2 separate regions of the Homo sapiens genome follow, and region 1 is linked to region 2. A link is a contact called in ENCODE Hi-C or POLR2A ChIA-PET data. All regions are on one chromosome and are shown on one strand. Each heading gives the region's core, a stretch centred on a gene start or an enhancer-like site at or near the end of the contact. The rest is flanking DNA. Distances are from core to core; before and after follow the strand shown. Region 1 overlaps LOC124904272 (a long non-coding RNA gene). Region 2 holds the start of KCTD1 (potassium channel tetramerization domain containing 1).

Region 1 (6,723 bases), core at 3,557-6,056, 200 kb after region 2:
CAGCTGAATGTCTCTAAAATATAAGCTTTTGGAGAAGAAAACAAAAGATTAGCAATGCTGATATTGAAGTAAGATGAGAACTGACATTTGAGCGATGGATTTGGCAACATGGAGGTCATTTGTGGCCTTCACAGGAGCAGTTTTGGTGGAATGATGAGATGAAAGCCCAGATAAAGTGGGCCCAGAGAGAGAATGAGCCAGACCCCACAGCGTTAAGAGTCAGAGAATGCTCCAGCCAGCTGTCACCTGGGCTTCAAGTAGTGCTGCTTGTCTTCTCTGGCCAGCCTGCTCCCTGTCTCTCTATGGGGTGCAGACCTAGACCCTGTGAGTGGACAGAGGAAGCATCACTGTGCTTTCTATCTACAATTTCTTCCTTCTTCCTTCCTTCCTTTGGTACCTTCTCTCCCACTGGGTACCTATTCAGAAAACTTCTCCTAGAAAGTTTCCTTCTATTCAACACAAACCCATTCATGCAGATAGATGCCTAGAGATAAATTTACCAGTTATGCCTAGATATGCACCACCTTTACAGAAATCAGTCCTCAATTTATATTAGTAGAGCTGACTCATGGCTTTTCACTTGGCAGTATCCCAGCTGGGGTTAAATCATCTAGTGATTATAGACTGGTGTCCTACTCAGGCTTTACTTTCACCTTCCCAACTTTTTCTCATAGCAAATAGTTATTTGTTTAGGTTTCCATCCCACATCCGTCAGGATCCCTTTCAGAAAGGAGATACATATTTGTTCTTTGAAAGGTTAAGAGAGAAAAAAGGCAACACTCAGGTAACCAGAGATCACTAATGGCTAAAAACAGCTACCACACTTAAGTTTGCAGGGACAAAGGGAAAAAGTGAGGTTATCAGAACCTAAGAAGTCAAGGGACAGCTCAAATAAGACTCAAAAGACATTAAAATGTAAGTTTCTGCTGAAGCTCCATGAAGGCAAACATCTTGTTTTGTTTTCTAATAAAATCCAAGTGCCTGCCACATAGTAAGTCTCAGTAAATATTAGATGAAAGAACAAATAGAAAAGAGAGTTTTGTTGGGGCATTCTGGAAAAAAAGTCTACTCACGCTTCTGAGAGAGGCATCAGAGGAAAAGATCGTGTCTTTCTTCCAGCTGCTGTGGCGTGTCAGTCTAGAATGGCTGCCACCATTTTGTCATAATGAAAACAAAACAAAACAAAAACAACTTGGATTCATTGACCTGTAAAAAGTAGAGTGGAGAGATGGAAAGAAGCCGGATCTTTTCTTAATGACATTTTTGGGTTGCTCAATCAAACAGCCCCTGAAACTTATCTTCCCACTTGACATTCCAATTCTAAGAGACAACAAAGCCCTCTGGTTATTTAAAAGAATATCCTGACTGATACAATGGCCTAACTTCCATTTCTCTGGTGGCTGGTTTGGTTTCCACTTAGCTGTGAGGGCGAGGCATTACTTTGGGAATGAGCCTAGTGATGATTTTAACCTTGGTTGATCCATTATATGCAAACCTGAGTCAGACCTACAGTTTGAACAGGAATGGGAGTTTCTCTTCAGGGGGCTGTATCTGATTGGTTGAAATCACTTAACCCAACTGTCCCGTAAAGAAATAAAGCACCTGGCACAATGTTCATTGCACACCAATTTCCCTTTCCTCCTATTTGGGGCTTTGGGTGCAGAGTGATCTCTGGAAGTTGGAACTGGGATCAATTTCCAGGAAAATTTAGGCCATGAATTTCTTTCTCTTTTAAAATCTGGGCTGCTTTTCATATATATATTTGCTACTAAGGCAGCATTATTCTTGAATTTTTCAGTATTTTCATTTAGAGGGCCATCATTGAAGGCATGAGGACATTTCAGTTAGTACAGACTTGGAATTTATTTGTTTGATTTATTAAAAATATACCCTAGCCTGAGGGTCTCAAGGTGTACATATAAAATACTTCAATTAAATTCAAACCAGCAGCTAAAATTTCCTGTTAAGAAATTGAAATATCTTAAAAAGAAAGAAAGAAAGAAAGAAAGAAAGAAAGAAAGAAAGAAAGAAAGAAGGAAAAAGAAAGAAACCCAAACACACACACACAAAAACCCAAACCAAAACCCCACCCAATATGGAATGCAGCAAAAGTACAAGGACAGGCCTGGTGCCATTGCTTCAAGGTCAACTGGCTGACGGGCTGTTGACCCAGGAACGGGAGACAGTTGCCAAACAGGACTGGCCTTGTGTTAGCTGAATGTTTGCTCCATGAACTTGTAATTTAAAGGGCACTGGCTACCCCACTCTCCAAAATAACAACAAACAAAAGACCTTCATTTTATTTTGACACGGTACTTGAAACCTTTCCAAATAGAGTCCTTTGAGGTTGAAAAAAAAAAAAAAACTTAGAAAATTATACAACCTGGATCAATTAAGGAGGGAGGTCATTAGTGATTAATATTTTAATTATAAATTAATAATTTTCTCCAAATACTCTCTTGAGACCGAACTTGTGAGTGAATGGACTTTTTTTTTTTTTTGGAGACAGGATCTTGCTTTGTCTCTGCTCACTGCAACCTCCACCTCCTGGGTTCAAGCAATTCTTCTGCCTCAGCTTCCCAAGTAGCTGGGACTACAGGTGCATGTCACCATACCTGGCTAATTTTTGTATTTTTTTAGTAGAGATGGAGTTTCACCATATTGACCAGGCTGGTCTCGAACTCCTGACCTCGTGATCTGCCCACCTCAGCCTCCCAAAGCACTGGGATTACAGGTGTGAGCCACTGTGCCTGGCCTGGACATTTTATTGAAGGAAGAGAGAAGGAAATTTGGGATTCTGGGTAATGACAGGACAAGGCCTGGATGGGGCAGTTGGGTGAGTTGGGTGGGTATTCTGTGGCATGAGAACATCTGCACTGAGGTACTTCGAAGGCAGCAGGGCAGTGCCAAGTATGGGAGAAAATTCCCCAAATCTCTACATTGCATTCACTTGTCAGTTTTGTCTATCACGGAGTTAAAAGCCCTCCCAAAGAAACTCTGTTGGATCTTTGGAGGTTTAGCTTGAGGACAATGATATGAAAGCTGTAGCTTATTTTTATTGTTATGATATTTTGGAAGATGAGAACTAATCTCTAATAATCCTTAATATTTGGAGTAGAACAGGATTCAGAAGCAAAGTGAGATTGGCCCATGCATGCAGTACAGCCGTCGTTCTCAAGCCAGAATCACCTGGAGGGCTTGCTCACACAGTTTCTGAATTTAGAAGGTCTGGGCAGGGACCTGAAGTATAGGGCATTTCTAACAAGCCCCCTGCTGATGCTGATGCTGCCGGCCCAGCGATGACACATTGAGAGCCACTGCAGTAGAGAAAATGACTTGGAGATTAGCTTCAAGCAAAGAATATTGCCAAGAATGACAAAGGCGAGGTTTAATTTTCCAAAAAAGATTAGAAACTTACACTGAAATGACATGCATCTGTATATTAGTTTATTAGGGCTTCCATGACAGGTATCAAAACGTGGGTGGCTTAAAACAGCAGAAATTTATTGTCTCCCCATTCTGGAGGCTGGAAGTCCAAAACCAAGGGTGTTGGCAAGGCCATGTCCTCTCTGATTGCTCTACCGGAGGACTCTTCCTTGCCTCTTCCAGCTTCTGGTGTTTTCTGGCAATCCTTGGTGTTCCTTGGCTTGCAGACGCATCGCTCCAGTCACATGGCCACCTTCTTCCTGTGTGTCTTCCTGTTGTCTTCCTTCTGTGTGTATGTGTCCAAAATTCTCCTTTTTTTATAAGCACACCAGTTATATTGGCTAGGGCCACTCTGATGGCCTCATTTTAACTTGATCACCTCCATAAAGATGCTATTTTCCAATAAGGCCACATTCTGAGGTACTGGGGGTTAGGACTTCAGCGTATCTTTTTGGGGGGAATACAATTCAAACCACAACAATGTGTTTAACCATGACCATTTCCCAGTGTCAAAATAATGCATGGGTTCTATATGCATTTGGTACTATGCAAAGTAAATTAATTAGACACAGAAATGTAACACCTGAGGCAGGCTTTGTTGATGGTAGGAGATATGGTAGAAAAACATACACGATTTAAGGAATGCAGCCAGACTGCCAGACTTTGAGTTCTTCCTCTGTTCTGTCTGAAATGGTTAATTGCTATGTTATATATGATACCATAACATTTTGCACATACCTTTATTGTAAAAGTGATTACATTCTGTTAGAGCTGGTTATTTGCATTAATCTTGCTAGACTGTGAGCTGCTTGAAGGTAGGGGCTTGTTTAAATCATATTTATATTCACAGGGCCCAGCACATAGTAGGTGCTCAAATCGGTGAAGGAAGAAATTGACTAATAAGTCAAGAACAGCCTGGGATTTTGGCACGTGTTTTCCGGTGTCTCTGCTGGCCCCTCAGGTCGAGGAAAGTGAGAATGTACAAGTGGAGAGACCTACTGGTGCTGCCAGAAGCCACCCTCCACAGATGCTAAACTTCTTTGAAGTCTCATTTTCATTTTAAAAAGTAATGTAGATTTTGCATTCTACTCCATAACACATCCGTGTTTGTTTTAATACAAAAATTATGTTTCAGATGACTTAGACAAATTACTTAATTCCTTTCCCTTCATTCCACCCATCTTCAATTTGAGAAAAATGGTCACCCCGGGAGATAAACCATGTTTATCTGATGAATGTGTATACCACCTGGCACTCTGGTTGACACCCACTAAAAAGCCAAAGACTAGGGAGACACAGTGGGATGGGGGTGAGATGGGTGTATGACAGAGAACAAGGAAGCAGGCACTGGGCAGCGAAAGCTCTCAGGTGGCTGATGAAGCTGCCAAAGAGGACAGGAAGGGCTCAGGCACTGTTTACCTTGGAGAGGGCTGGGTGAGCCTATGAGCTGGTGTCGTGGGGTCAGTGTGACTTCAGCATAACTGGTAGAGCACTGTGTATCTTCTCCGTTTTCTTATGGGGGGAGGGGAAGTAGGGTTAGAAAATAAAGGAAGGGAGAAAACAAAGGAATAAAGACCATGTAGGAGGGCCCTTGGGAGACTTTGAAGCATAGGGTATTTTGGTTGTAGAGTCTTCGGAGACTGTCAGGGCTGAATTTCTTAGAGCTTAAGTCTTGCTGCCTAGGGCAATGGAAAATGGCTGTAGAGTCCCAGAAATGTGTGGGTAGTTGAAAACAATGAGGAAAAGACAGCCTTTGGCAGTGATATGGAGAATCTACTGGAGAAGAAAGTTGTAATGATCCAGATACAGGAGTAACCAGGGAGAAGCTCTACAGCTGCAGATCCAGGGAACATCAGAGGGACAGGGCAACTCCTAAGTCCTTTTACTGCAGGACTTGTCTCTCCCAGCACAAGCTCTAAGCATTTCTCTTCACTCATTAACATCGCCTGGCTTACGATGTCTACTTCCAAAAGGAATGTGCTTCTCTTTATTCAGGAGACATTTACATGCTGTAATTCACTTAAGATTTTTGGCTCTAACTGCTTTGTTCCTGCAAATCAAGGAATAGCATTAACACATCAGCTTATCATCAGATAGCTTGGGATGACCCCTTCAGAAAGAAAAAGAAAATTTTAAATCATTGTTTCCAGAAAGGGCAATTAGAACACCATATATTTTTTCCTCTGAAAATCTGGCACAAGGAATTTGATGTTACCTAATATTCTCGATGGCTTTTCAGAAGGTAACATTTTACCCACGTAAGGCATCCATGCAAACTGCCTAGGTCACAATTGAAAAGAAATCAATGTAGTCCAGAAAGAAACCACAATATGAGGAAGAATGAGCATTAAACTGAAATTTGGAACCCATCATGTGACGTCTGCTGGCAGATGTGGCTCACGCTGTTCGATGTGATTCTGACACTCTCCGTGGTAGGGCTGGTTAGAACTTAAAGTATTTTATGGGTCATGAGACATTTTGGCTCTGTCTGCAAAGCTGCCCTAAGGAATTGTGTTTTTATGCCTTAACTGTTCTTTCCAAAGCTCACTTTTCACTAAGAGTGGGCAACCAGAGAGGTCTTTGTCCAAATACATTACATAATCCCTCCAGGAAATGCCGTGACAGTGTATAGTTGATGAAATGGAAGCCCTGGTACAGTGACCTTTCTCCCAGATATCCTAGGACATACTTTATGCTTCACTAGGCAAACATCCCTTCTTCCAAACTGGATTCAGTTCTAAAGATTTCTTTCCTTGCTGGGGGCCAGGAGACACAATAGGGTGCAAAAGTGTGAAGATTTTTTTCTTTTAATAAAATTATCTAATATTTCTACAAACTGGAAGTGCACACGCATTGCATGGTTAAATAGAGTTGTGCCAAAAAATAATAACCTAGTCCTTGCCCCGAGGAGGTAACGGTATGAATGATGCAATTCAAGGAGAAAGGAAAAGGCAGCTTATATTGTCAGTATCTTCCCATCATGTTGCTGTATTTTGATTGTTGTTTTTTGTTGGTATACTATAAGAAGGATAGGTAGGGCTGTTCTCTGAAAATTACTTTTATTTTATTTTATTTTCCCTGGATGTTCACTGTGTTATACTTGTTAACCTACTTCTTTTTTGTGAGAGGCATATAAAATGCACGATCTGATTCATGCAACATTTATTTAAGCATGTTAACTTTGTGTGTATTTACTTATGAAGCCTCAGGGCTGATGAGCAACACGGGGGCGGGGCGGGGCACGGTGCGGGGGGGGCGGGGGGGCAACTTCTTGCTTCTGGGGACTGTTACTTTAAG
Region 2 (6,819 bases), core at 2,903-5,402:
AAACTTGCAACATTAGTAGAAAATCAAAACATCAGTGTGTGACCTGTCTGTTATCGAGATGTCTCTAAGATGGTCAACAGTGGAATTCCGTATGACACTACTTGATAAAGTCCAGTCAGTATTAGGCTAGAGAGCCTATGTTTATGATTAAGTAATAATGACTGAAGCTGGAGCTGCACAGGGCATTTCCTGCGGATTAATGACCAGCCAGAAGAGTTGATGACCCAAAGCAATGCCACAGGCCAGCAACCTCAGCTAGGCATTAAGCCCCAGGAAATGCACTGAACCTCAACTCTTACAGTGATTTTAATATACAAAGAAGGAAAAAGTTTGCTCTCAGCTTTCTACTGAGCAATACTTCGACTGCTCAGACTTCATAAGTGAAAAGCTGACTACTAAAAATGTGCAAACTGAAAACTTTTTGTAGTGTTTTAACTAACAGGGACTTGGAGCTAAGATCTTGTTTGAGAGCCATAATAATCATATAAGCCATATATGGACACTCAAATCTATATTTAACTTAGGAGTTACCTGACAATAATGCAAGAATAATAAAAGCATCAGTATACAGTTTTTTGGAACTGATTTATTTTACTCAGGTAAATAAAAGATAATGACTGAAAGACTGCATTCCTTAGAACAAAACAAAACCAATGAAACGAAACCCTCTTATATTTTGTGGTTCTTTACGTCACAATTCTATATTACACTGGTGTCAAGAAACCAGCAGACAGATGCCAGTAGACAAATGGTTTCATTGTTATCCCAAGGCCATGCACGCCTTAATAAACTTTCTTAGACTTTTAACTCTTAATTAATCAGGTGCTATTCTAAATTAGGGCATTTCAAGGGTTTTTACTGTATCAGAAGAATATGAACATTTATTTTTGCTTTCAAAGAAAAAGCAAACCCTAAATTCTCCTCTCCATTCTTAAAATTCACTAACACAACCTGTCAGAAATAGACTACACACCTGAAGTACAGAAGACACATAGCCTACAGGTCTTGTGTATTTTAGAGAACTTTGGTGTTTATATTACCACTCGCAGCCCCTTTCTCAGTTGGCCTTGAGGCTTGCCCATTAGCTGGTAAACGTTTGAAAGGGTCAGTGTGTCCAGAACTGGAATTTCCACTTTGGAAAAAGCACAGAGGTACCTGACATATGTTCCTGGAGGGCCTGCACTATACCTTCAGACCTGCAAAATTCCTACTTCTGCTTGATGGCAGGCAGGTCAAAGTTGTAAAACCTCCAGTGGGTACTCCTGCCTGCAGAATAGAACACAGTGTCCAAAGACCCCTGGTTTCTGACTCCTAGACTAGAGAGTGTCCAAAACATGAATATAACTTTAATAATACTCACGAAAATACTACCTTGGGGAAAATAAGGAAAGAAGAATCTAACACTAGAGGCCCCAGTCTCGACCCAGAATTTGGCACTGCTTAGACTTAAATCATGTTAGGGTGGAAATAGTTTCTTCCTCTTTGATGAGGATAGTGAAGCCAAGGAGAAGTGAAGTGATTTGTCCATGCTGACTCAGCTGCTGGGATAGCACTCTTACTCTAATTATCTACTTCGTAGGTATTATCTGCCCCCTAGATAGTGAGCTCCGTGGGGCTAGGGGGAGACAGCAATGTTTCAGTGCCCACAGTGCTGGGCACCACAGGCCCATACTCCAATTTGTAGCCTGACTGGAATTGCAGATACCACGTTCCCACTTTAGTTTATGGAAATTGCACCCCACACTGCCAGTTTACATTCAACTACATGTTACAGTATAAACTGGCACTCAACTGCCTGGCTCTCCACTCTCCACCCCTTTTCTTTAAAAAAAAAAAAAAAAGCTACAGGAAGTGGGATTGGCACGTTTTCTTTTCAATAATTTATAACTGTTTTTCTACCTTCTAAGGTCATGGCGAATACGTAATAGAGTCTTTTAAGGGTTACTTGATTCAAATATGTCTTAAGTAACTGCTTCCTTTACATTTACAGTGTTCTCGCAGTCTTTGCCTTATAAAACTCATGCATTCAATGAAGAGCGGCTGCAAGAGTGAGCTAATCCTTTTGTTCGGCGAACTTTGAAGTTTTTCGCCTTACTGCACAGCAGTGATTTGTTAGGTAGCATGCCCTCTCTCACATCTTTTAAGGTTAGGTGTAAAGTTTCCCAAAAAGCACCAAGAGAGTTAACTTCTAAGGGTGAAACGAAATCCGATTCAGTACATTACCTACTTTTTAAAACTTCCCCCCTACCCAGAGCTGCATTAGCACAAAAGTTAGTCCCGAAGTGGTACCAAAGAAACATTTCATGCATAGAGTTTGGTTTGGTTACCTGGGTGGGGGAAACAATAGCAGGTGAAACTATTGTGGGAGAATTGGTGCTTCTGTGCCCATTGGCTTCTGGAAGAAGAGGCAGGGGGTCGTGTTTCACGGAAACCACCACCACCGCATCCACAGGCTCCGAGGGGCGGATACAAAGTCTTTTGGGGGAAGTGGGGCCGCAGATTTCCCCCGACCCGAACACAGACTCGTACAGGGCGCGCTTGGGCGCAGCCTCGGATTTCACGTCGGGCCCGACCTGGCTGTCTTTGGGGAGGATGTAAGTGTTCCCCAGCGAGGGCGGCTGGGGGCGGTGGTGGTGGGAGGGATGGGTGGGGGGGTGGTGGGAGTGGTGCCGTGCCGCCCCGTTCAGAGCCTCGGCGTAGCAGCCCTGCGGGGCGGGCGAGCCCAGCTTGGTGCCAATGCCCGCGATGCTGTTGAGCGTGGCGATGGAGACGGCGCCGATGCAGTGGTTGGTGTAGGTCTTGGAGAGCTTGGCCGCCTTGGAGAGCATCTGCATCCGAGTGCCTAGCAAGTTCTTGCCGATGGCTTTGTTCTCGTACCAGGTCACATCGCCCTCGCTGCAGTGGTCCCGGGGCCGCTGGAAGAACGCCTTGCAGAGAGGGTTGCGTTTCGACAGGTACTTGACGAAGCTGGCGTAGGGGCAGAACTCGGTGCCCGTCTCATACATGCGGGGCAAGTTCTCCTCGTCGCTGCTCTCGGCGCGCTTCTTGCTCCACGACGACGAGCGCGACTTGTGGTAGGGCCCGAGGGACTTGAAGTAGACGAACTTGCGACCGTCCTCGTCCATGGCCAGCCCAAAAGAGTCCTCCTCCAACTCACGCTGGTTCTCGCGGCCGCGGGTACAGAAGTACATGCACGTCTCGAACCAGACCTTGTTGAGCAGCCCGAAGGGCGTGTTGGTGCTGAAGACGCTGGAGGTGTACAGCTTGCGCAGGTCGGCGCGCGTGATGGCTTGCTTCTGCACCACCGGCCCGGCGCCCTGCTCCTCGAGCTTGCGGATGACCGCGGCCAGCGTCAGGTTGGCGCTGCGCAGCTCGGGGTCCTTGGTGAGGTCGAGCGTGCGGCAGTACGGGGGCTCATTGAGGTAGCGGTTGAGGGAGCTGCGGATGCTGATGAGCGACGACTTGCTGTAGAGCTGGCCGCTTTTGGAGCGGGCCTCGGCATAGAAGGAGCGCAGCACGCGGCACAGCGCCCCCTTGTCCATGGTCTCGAAGTCCGGGCTCTGCGCCTTCTCGCTCAGGTACTCCCGGAAGATGCGCACGGCGTAGCGGGTGGCCAGCCGGGTGTTCTCGCTCAGCCGGGCCCGCTCGGGGCGCTGCAGCACGTCGGGGTCCAGCTCGGAGCCGTCCCCGGGCGGCCCACCGCGGGCCCGGGGCGCCAGCAGTCGCGGCGGCGCCTCGGGCTCCAGCGCGGCGCTCTGGTCCATATTGATCATATGGACCGGCTCGGGCTCCAGCTCCTCCCCGGCCGAGTCCTCGGGCTCCAGGGGCTCGTCCCAGTCCAGCCCCATCTCCTCCTCTTCCTCCTCCTCCTCGTCCTCCTCCAGCCCCCCACCTCCGTCCTCCTCCTCCTCCTCGTCCCCCGTTATCTGCACCTCCTGGATCTCGTCCTCCTCCTCCTCTTCCTCCTCCTCCTCGCCCGCGCTGCAGTAGTGCGGACGGCTGTGGCGGCGGCCGCGGCCCCCCGCGCCGCGCTCGCCCTCGCCCCGCTCCCCATTGTTCTCGGCGGCGGCGGCGGCAGCGCTGGCGCTGCCGCCCGCGCTGGTGTTACAGTCCCCGCTGCCAGGCATTCTCGCCATATTGCCGTCTCTCTGCCAGTCCTCGGGCAGGGCGCATGCGCTATATTGGACCGCAGCGCTGAGAGCTTTTGTGTTTAATGACCTTCAGCTACCGGGAGGCAAAGCCGGGCTCTTAAAGGAGCCGCGCTCCAATTGTCATTCCCGAGCGCAGCTCCGGAGGGGCAGCGGCGCGCAGGGGATGGAGGGGAGGGGGGAGGGGGGGACAAGTTAGACCGGAGAGATAGGGTAAAGGACGGAGGCTGACCAGACCTTCTTCCTCCCCCACCCGGCTCCCACTTCTAAGAAAACTTTGAAGGAAAAAAAAAAGGAAAGGGAGGGAGAGCTGTCGGTGGGGGCGAAACACTCCCAACTTACCCTCTGGCGGAGAATTGCGCGGGCCCGGGCGGGAGAGAGGGAGGGCCGGCGAGAGGGCGGGACGGTCTCGTTTCTCTAAGTAATGCCCGAGGAGCAGTGCCCCTTCCACTGCCCCCTCATTGCCCCCCGGAGCCGGGGGGTCGGGGCGGCGGCTGCGCCGGGCGGGCCGCGGGTGCTGCCGCGGGAAACCCGTGTCTGGGGCCGCCCGGAGCGGAGCGGAGCAGGCAGGTTAATGAGCAGGGTGGAGGAGGCACGGCGAGGCCCCGCACCCTCTCGGCGCCCGCGGCCAGGGCGCAGCGGGCGAGGCTTGGGAGCGGGATGGGGCTGGCGGCGGCGGCGGCTCCCCCACCTACTTGCTGGCGGCGAGGCGCGGGGGCCTGGGGCCAGCCGCGCGGCTCCCAACTCCCTTTCCGACTCTTGCAAAGGAGCGAAACACGCCCCACGTCAGCCACATCCCTTTCGACTTTTCCAACAGCCACATTTAAGCTGTCATTAAAGACCTGGGGCGCTCCCCGTAGGTCTGGGGCAAGTCCGCGCCGGTCCAGCCAGCCCCGGGAAGGAGCGAGGCAGAGAAGACTGGGAGGGGCCGGTGGGAGGGGAGACGAGGGAAGAGGCGCTTGGGACCCCAGGGGCCACAGGGACCCTTCCCCACCCGCCCAGGGCGCCGCCCTCCCTGCCCCTGAGCAAAGTGACACAACTCCCTCGGGCGAGGCGCTCCACCAAGCTGGAGCTGAAGTCTCCCTAAGGCCCATCGGGCAGGCGGAAAAAGCGAACTTGTGTCTCGGCCGACCCTGCCGCAGCCACAATTCGGCAATTCGGATCCGGAGCGCACTCTCACTCAAAGTTTGCCAACCGCCATTCGTTCGCCCTCCGGGCTGCGCTGCCTCAGGCGCGCGGGGGCGGGCACCTCGGAAACTGGAAAAGCAGCCAAAGAGCTCGCCGGGTCTCGCTTTCCCATAGGAGACACTGCCCCACTTCCAGCCAAACGCCCGCCCCCGGCGCGCCCAGGCTCCGGGCGCGTCCTTGCGTCGCCGCCTCCCGCTCTCCCGGCCCAGGGGCAGCTTCCCAGAGCCGCCGGGGACCTCGGCTGTTCTCTTAGGAGGCACAGCCCAGGCCACTCTCGGAGCTCGTGCTGCATCCTAACTTTCACCTTCTCCCGCAGCCCGTGTGTACCCTGGCGCGCGGGCCAGCTGCGAGTCCCTGGGGTGAGGGGACACGAGGGAGTCAGGTCCCCAGCAGTGCGCCCCGGTGCCAGGCCGTCCTGCTGGGAGGCAGCCTCGCCTGCTCCTCGGGTGCGTCCTCGAATTTACCTCCAAGTCCGAATTCTCGGCAGTTAGGCTGTGAGAGTTATGTCAACTGCCTGTTTCCCCCTTCCCTGGCCCTCCTGTCTTGCTCTCAAGGGAAGCATTTTACGCATCAATTGAAACCCATCCATCAATTTGCATTTTTTTTTTTTAAGAAAGAATGAAAGACCAGGTCTCAGGGCAGTGTGGGCTTCTGAGTGGGAGTTGACGATGTCTTTTTCTGCAGCGAACGCTGCTGGTCCTCCGCGTGCCTGCCCGGCCCTGGACGCCACCCGAGCTTCGGGGAAACCGCGCCAGGTGTGAAACAAGTTAGAGCAAGTCCCTGCCTCGCGGGCCGCCTCCGGCTCCTTAGGGAAACACAAGACACACAGACACACACACACACACACACACACACACACACACACACACCACGCTCTCATCCGCCCGGCTCTCCGCGGAGAACCGTCCGGGAATCGTCCCCGAGGTGCGGCGCGGGAGGTGGCCGGCTTTGTTCACAATGCACTGCCCGCCGCACCCGCCCTGGACACGTGCAGAAAGGCGTGCTCGTTTCTCCGAGGCTGCGGTGAGCAGCTAAGTTAGTTGCACACTGGGACCCCCACATACGAGCTGGCACACACTAGTCACACACGGCTAATTCCAGAGGGCTGGCCCTTTGTCCTGGGACGCTCCCAGGTTTTCGGGCCGCGGTGCGGAGAACTCAGGTGGGTGCCCGGCAAGTTACCTACCAGGGGCTGTTCCCCCGCGACCCTCGCCATAAGCGCAGGGACCCGGGGGCCGCGCTGGCTCCGGGCTGCGCTCCTGGCTTGGCAGGGGACCAGGCCCACGCTGCAGCCTGGGAGCGGAGCCGCCCCCCAGGTCTCCCCACCTCTGCGGGCGGCGGGGTCCACCCCCCTCCCACCAGCTCCCCTCCCTACTGGGCGAGCTGCTTTGAATTGCTCGCAGTTTGCCGGAGGCGGTGTGCTGGGTTGGACGCTCCGGGAAACAAAGCAACCCAAAACAGCTCCCAGTTGACGTCAACTTAT

The links. Hi-C counts contacts between places; a loop is a spot of excess contacts on that map. ChIA-PET counts read pairs that join two places held with the same protein, here RNA polymerase II (POLR2A). Pooled maps may share reads with other maps.
Region 1: a map of PC-3 shows a loop between it and region 2 (5-fold over the local background). The contact joins the enhancer-like site here to the promoter of KCTD1 in region 2. A Hi-C loop is called at or near these places in 3 of 168 maps with a recorded cell type or tissue (PC-3, chondrocyte and mammary epithelial cell), 3 of 37 single-sample maps with no recorded cell type and 3 of 50 pooled maps. POLR2A ChIA-PET finds 5 or more read pairs at or near these places in 1 of 52 experiments (MCF 10A).

The regions. Positions count from the first base shown.
Region 1 is chr18:26,740,650-26,747,372 of GRCh38, forward strand. It overlaps LOC124904272 (a long non-coding RNA gene), which reads right to left. Exons shown (of 5, transcript XR_007066320.1): 2 at 1,074-1,206. Among named protein-coding and RNA genes, the nearest start is that of PCAT18, 40 kb to the left of the region's middle. RefSeq lists an enhancer at 1,996-2,290. Within about 2 kb of position 4,807, at least 7 of the 41 ENCODE cell types and tissues checked have a DNase peak (open chromatin) inside an H3K27ac peak, as active enhancers do; they include PC-3, where a contact is called at or near this core.
Region 2 is chr18:26,544,401-26,551,219 of GRCh38, forward strand. KCTD1 (potassium channel tetramerization domain containing 1) reads right to left here and starts at 4,153. Exons shown (of 5, transcript NM_001142730.3): 1 at 2,328-4,153. The coding sequence starts at 4,136. It overlaps LOC124904273 (a long non-coding RNA gene), which reads left to right and starts at 2,460. Exons shown (of 2, transcript XR_007066321.1): 1 at 2,460-2,594. RefSeq lists enhancers at 2,472-3,456, 3,295-3,344, 3,365-3,454, 4,085-4,379, 4,445-5,086 and 2 more and silencers at 3,635-3,744, 3,765-3,874, 3,985-4,044, 4,635-4,864, 4,955-5,084 and 3 more.